Regions from separate parts of the Homo sapiens genome. Here region 1 is linked to region 2. A link is a contact called in ENCODE Hi-C or POLR2A ChIA-PET data. All regions are on one chromosome and are shown on one strand. Each heading gives the region's core, a stretch centred on a gene start or an enhancer-like site at or near the end of the contact. The rest is flanking DNA. Distances are from core to core; before and after follow the strand shown. Region 1 holds the start of C10orf71-AS1 (C10orf71 antisense RNA 1). Region 2 has its middle 37 kb from the start of TMEM273.

Region 1 (2,982 bases), core at 298-2,797, 73 kb after region 2:
CTGTAAATTTGTTTCAATGTGTACTGGGAGGGAGGGAAATTAACAAATATGTCAAATCCATGATCTATTAAGTATTGTTGTTTTCCATAAAGTTCTTCTGTTCAAGAAAAAAAGCAAGTCAATTTAAATTTTCTTTAAAGGAAAATAGTAAGTAAATGTTGATACAGATGGTTGAGGTGTAGCAAAAATCATGGGAAAAAATAACAAATAAATGACTAACATTTTGGGAAGCTTTGCAATAGACGAGCATATTCATGTACATGAGCTCCCCTGACCCTGAATCCCACAGAGCACAGGCATTCTCTCCACTTTAGAGATGGGTAAACTGAGGCTCAGGAAGGGTAAGTATGTGACATGTCAACTGACCAGGAAATAATGGAGCCAGGGCTCAAAATCCTGTGTACTTTTTAAATGTTGGCTCCCATCTCAAGTTGATGGCTTTTGTCTGACCTTTTGGCATGCGTTTGTTTTGGCAAATGGGGAGGTAGGGAGGTGGGTGGGTAAAATTGAGGGGTTCACTTTGGGCCTCCCTCAAAGCATCTCTGAGTGCGGAGCAGCAAGTAATCATCCCCACAGCGAGGTTCTGAAGCTCTCAGGGCAAAAGGCAAGTCTTGAGGCTCCCAGGAGGAGGCGGGTCTGAATGCTCCTGCTGGTTGGAATCTCACACCTTAGTCTGCAGGGCAAGGAGGAGCTGTTCTTTGTGACTTGGTTTAGACAAAAGTACATAGACCTGGGTCCCTGTGGCCCTGGCTGTCAGCCGGTTCAAGGCTGGAGGTGGTGCCAGGCCCCAGCTTGGGGCTGGGACACAGGTTGCTGCCCTTGAAGAGCCCACAGGGGCAGAAGGGACAGTCTACAAATAGACCCAAAGACACAGCACACTGCAAACTTGCAGAGGCTTTGAGCGCTGCACAGAGCAGGACACCCAGCGGGGGCCAGTCATCTCCGCTTTCTCAGGCCACAGTCAGGGAAGCATAAAAAAGAACCTTGGAGAGAAAGGGGGAAAAAAACCCACTCTTGCATTAAATCCTGGTAGCAAGCAGACTATCCTAGGGCCAGCTTGGGAGAGTAAGGAAGGCACTCTGGGAGCTGGCATGGCACAAGCCAAGGAAAAGCCAGTGGAAAAAGTTGGGGGATCTGTGGGCAGTTTGGGGAGCAGGTGACCCCAGCCTGAGACAGAAAGCAGCCATTGGGAAGGCAGGCATGAGCCCACCTCAGGGTTGAAGGGAGGCCAGCCCTTCCCAGAGGTGGAGAGGGGAGCCTGGCAGAACGGGACTTGTCCACTGGTGCTTGGACTTTGCAAACAACCGGGCTTGCTGTAGCCAAGCTTACCAAGTGGACACTTACCTTGCCTCTTCCCCGATTATTTCATATCCTTCTGTAACTCTCACCCTGAGACCCAGCCTGGCCTTCCCCTAGCTGCAGATTATTCTGCTCCAAAAGCACAGCAGAGGACGGCTCCTTACTCGAGGAATGCGGGCGGCGGTCGTCCAGAGCCGATGATGAAACGGGCTATTTCTGCCCCGGGACATCAGCAGGGCTCTGGGCTCTGGCTCCAAGGCACACACTCTCCTGTTTTTAATGTTTCCCTAAACAAATGTTTTCCTTCCCACCTCGGGATATTTTTATTTGACTCTAGGTGCTGGAATAGCTTTAGCAATCATTCTGGATTGAAGTTGGAATCGTGGTTAGGGTCCGGCTAAGCGGCAAGCAATTTCTCACTCCCCAAGTGATCTGTTACTCGTGGCTGATTTGGAAGTAAAAATAGCAGCTGAGGCTGTTTGTTTAATCTGACTGTTACTTGACACCACGCGGGTGTTGCAGTGCGGACTGTTTGCCTCTTCCCCACCAAGAACACCATTTGGTTTCCCCCGGCTGGGTCTCTATTTAGGTAAGCTTCGCGGACTTCCCGTGTCTGGCCGGCTTCTGGTCACTGATCTTCCTCAGGTGGGTAGGTTTGTGAGCTAGAGGAGGCTTGGGTCCTGAATCCACTCTCCTATCACCTTTGGGCAGCCTGGATAAAGAGGAAAGAAGTCTTGGCTGCTGGGCAGAGCCGGGTTTCTCTCCCATTCCCGAGGAGGCCTGAGCAGCTGGACACGCAGAGAGCGGAAGGTACAGCCCAGACACTTGTCTGGCTCCTTAGCGTGGGCAGGGAGGCTCAAGTTCATGGCGGGAGGGATGTTCCCGCTGGGCCGATGCTGTGCTGGGGAAGTAGTTCGGTGCCAGGGTGCTGTGCAGGGTGGTATGTGTGTGCCGGGAGCCCATTGGTGTTGGGGCTAAGGTTCTTGGTGTGCTGGATGGGCCTCGGGGACCACGTACCCGGAACCGTGTACATGTGTGACTTTGTCCTTAGGTGTCATCTGTCAGGGATCTCTGCTCCCACATGGCTGAGTGCACAGATGTGCCCAGGCCACTGCGCTGTCAAATGGGTGACCCCATGGTCCCAGGTTTTCAGCATTCAGGGCTGAGGGAGGCTGGCTTTCTTAGCTCCCCCAGCGCTGGGCCAGGCAGGGTCACACCAGCTGTAACAAAGAGAAAAACTGGTGACTGAGACGTTCTGGCCTGTGGGCTCTGCGAGCATGTGTGTCCCCAAAACAAAGCCCGCCACAGGCTGCCTGTTCTTACACACCCTGGGAGGGCCCCCACCAGACTCCCACAGGGTATGCTTGACTGAGTCTAAAATTACCTCTTTTATTTTCTGGTGGAGAAGAATTGAACATTGAGAACGGCAGTGGTCAATGTGTGTGGAAAGCTAGATAGCCTTAAGAAAAATCATTGTGTAGGCCTTTCAGGTAGCTCCCTAAGTATAGGAACCTGGGAAGCAGATTAAACAGATGTGTGTAGTAAATGAGGTCCTGTTTTCCAGCATTTGAGTTCCCTTTGCAGTAGTGGCTGGTAACTCTGGTCTGTGGTCTGAGCATCTGGTTTTGTAAATAAAGTTGTATTGGCACACAGCCACCTTCATTCATTTGCATATTGTCTAAA
Region 2 (2,920 bases), core at 152-2,651:
TGACTTATTCTGGGCCTTCCAAACTCTTCCAATCTCTGCTCATTAACCAGTTCCAAAGCCACTTCCACTTTCTCAGGTATCATTATAGCAATGCCCCACTCCTTGGTACCAGTTTTCTGTGTTAGTTCATTCTTGCATTCTTACATTGCTCAAAAGAAATATCTGAGGCTGGGTAATTTATAAAGAAAAGAAATTTAGTTGGCTCACAGTTCTATAGGTTGTACAGGAAGCATGGTGCTGGCATCTGTGGCCAAGAAAATATTACTCTAACAATGTGATACAGATGTTCCTCAATTTATGATGGAGTTGCATCTCAATAAAACCATCTAAGTTAAAAAATATTGTAAGTCAAAAATGCCTTTAGGCTGGGTGTGGTAGTGCATATCTGTAATCCCAGCACTTTGGGAGGCCAAGGCAGATGGATCACTTGAGGCCAGGAGTTCACGACCAGCCTGGCCAACTTGACGAAACTTCATCTCTACTAAAAATTACAAAAATAAGCCGAGAATGGTGGCACATGCCTGTAATCCCAGCTACTTTGGAGGGTGAGGCACAAGAATCTCTTGAACCTGGGAGGACAAGGCTGCAGTGGGCCATGATCACACCACTGCACTCCAGGCTTGGCAACACAGTGAGACTCTGTCTCAAAAAAAATGTATTTAATTCACCTAACCTACTGTACATCACAGTCCAGCCTAGCCTAGTTGAACGTGCTCAGAACACTTACATTAGCCCATGGTTGGGCAAAATCATCTAACACAAAAAACCTATTTTACGATAAAGTGTTGAATATCTCATGTAAAAGTATCATACTGCATATCACTAGCCTAGGAAAAGATCAAAACTCAAAATTCAAGGTACTGTTTCTACTGAATACATATGGCTTTTGCACCATCATAAAGTCAAAAAATCTTACATCAAATCATCTTAAATTAGGGACCATCTCTACTTGATAAGGTTCCTCTGGCCAAAAATCTTTGAGCACCAAATCGAAAAGTGGTGGCCTACTGATTTGGCAGCTTCCCATTCTGGGGGTTATGGTCTCATGGGACCATGATATCATCAGCAAGAAGAGAGCCCCACTGATTGTTGAAATGCTCCCTAGGTGGGCTCCTATACAAACACCAGGGAAAAATTCCCGGCAGCTCCGCTATGTTACTGCTGCTTCCTGATAACACCAGAGGGCTCCTAAAATAGTTCTCAAGTAGATGTTGTGACTGTCAGATATGTAAATCGAAGGGTAACAAGCAAAATGTGCTGGACCTAGGAGCTCGGTGCTAAGAGGGTGGGCAAGGGGTGGTCGGACACAGGCTGCCCTGGAGCCAGCAGGAGTTAGCTCAGAGGAGCCTCCAGGAAATGAGCACCGCAGCTTCCAACCAGGTCTCCTTCCATGCAGACGAGACTGCGGGCCGGGCCACATGTACTCACGTTACTCAATGACTCACAGACAGTGGCCAAGGGACAGCTCAGGGCCATCTTTAGCTGACAGGCTCAGTGTCACTTCAGTCCATGCCCGAGCCCTCCCCAAGAGAGCCCACTCTGTCTCCAGCACCACTGCTCCCAGCTCCACCCAGGCCTCCCTCTCTGAAGTGGGGAAAGCCTGGGAGCTCTTCCTCTTTATCAGCCCTGCATCTCCTGCTGTCCTGCTGACCAAGACACTCTCTTCCTGCTGATTGTGATGTGTTTGTGGAAATCCACCGGTTTCTGCTGTATCATGACATTCTATTCCTACCAAGCCAACATGACACCCAAAACATTTCCAAACATGCATAACCATACACAGACCTTCTCACAAGATTTATCTTCTGGACACATTACTTAAACTAACAAGGCCTCCCTTTTTCTCCTTTTCAGTGCTGGCCATTGCCCCCGGCTGGTTTTCTGCCTTCCCCCTGCAAGCTGCAAAAGAAAGTTGGTGGGGCTTGAACTAGAAGCCTACAGCTCCAGTGTGACCAGCTCCAATGGATCAGGCACATTAACAACAGAGCCCCGCAGCACTCTGTGGGTCAGAGAAATGCACAGAGCCCCACTCTGCAAAGGAAGTCAACAGGGGCTCAGCAACTGGCCCAGGTCGGCTGTGGGTCCAGGCCTTTCTATCAATCCCAGTCCTTTTCCACTGCAAGAGACTGCCCCACTCTTATTCTTAGAAGAGACCTTGCAGAGTATTTAGGGTGAAATGCCTAGCATTGAAATATTTATTTTCAAAAATATATAGAAAATATATGTAGAGAGAAAGAGAGAGTCCCTGTGCAATAGAGTGAGGCTACTTTGCAGGTGATGAGGTACTGCAGGTGCAGTCGAGAGGGTAAGGCCTGACCTTTGGTGCGATAACAAGAAAGGTGAGGAAGGGGTTGAATGCAGGGCATGAAGGAGGGGGAGTGGGCACTGGCTTGAGTGAGTGGAAGATGGTGAGGCCATTTATTTTGAATGGAAACACAGGAAAAGAAGGAGGTGTGGCCATTCTCTTTGTCCTGAGCCTTCGCCCTCTGTGATGTGGGATCCCCAGGCAGAACTTAGGAGAAAGCTCTAGTTTCGCAGCAACAATTCCAGGGGTATCAGAGCATCAAAGGGAAGATGTTGGATGGGTTGCCTAAAAGCGCAAAAAGCAAAGATGGGGCAAGGAGATGGCCTGAAGACCAACATTCAGAAATAAGGCTGGCAAGAGGCCAACAGAGGTGACTGAGATGGGATGGTCCAGGAGGTTGGAGGAGAATTGGGAGAAGGTGCCTTGGAAAGCAAGAAGCGAGGGCTGCCCAGTGAGTGTTGAATGCAGCAGAGAAGTCAAGTAGCACAAGGTTGAAATGTGTCCCCTGACCATTGAAGCAGTTCCACCTGGGGATTTTTTTCCTTGGTGAGAACAGGTTCAGTGGGATGGGGAGATGGAAGACTTCAGTGAGCTAGAGAGCAGGTGGAAGGAGAG

What was found. A loop is a pair of places that touch in the nucleus more often than their neighbours do. ChIA-PET counts read pairs that join two places held with the same protein, here RNA polymerase II (POLR2A). Pooled maps may share reads with other maps.
Region 1: a loop to region 2 is called in a map of heart left ventricle, with 2.7 times the contacts of the local background. The contact joins the promoter of C10orf71-AS1 here to the enhancer-like site in region 2. A Hi-C loop is called at or near these places in 17 of 168 maps with a recorded cell type or tissue (K562, Right ventricle myocardium inferior, Right ventricle myocardium superior and 8 more) and 11 of 50 pooled maps. POLR2A ChIA-PET finds 5 or more read pairs at or near these places in 1 of 52 experiments (K562).

Annotation. Positions count from the first base shown.
Region 1 is chr10:49,297,346-49,300,327 of GRCh38, forward strand. It overlaps C10orf71-AS1 (C10orf71 antisense RNA 1), which reads right to left and starts at 1,548. Exons shown (of 2, transcript NR_108038.1): 1 at 1,345-1,548. C10orf71 (chromosome 10 open reading frame 71) reads left to right here and starts at 1,825. Exons shown (of 3, transcript NM_001135196.2): 1 at 1,825-1,888.
Region 2 is chr10:49,224,115-49,227,034 of GRCh38, forward strand. No RefSeq gene overlaps it. Among named protein-coding and RNA genes, the nearest start is that of TMEM273, 37 kb to the left of the region's middle. Within about 2 kb of position 1,402, at least 3 of the 41 ENCODE cell types and tissues checked have a DNase peak (open chromatin) inside an H3K27ac peak, as active enhancers do; they include heart left ventricle and psoas muscle, where a contact is called at or near this core.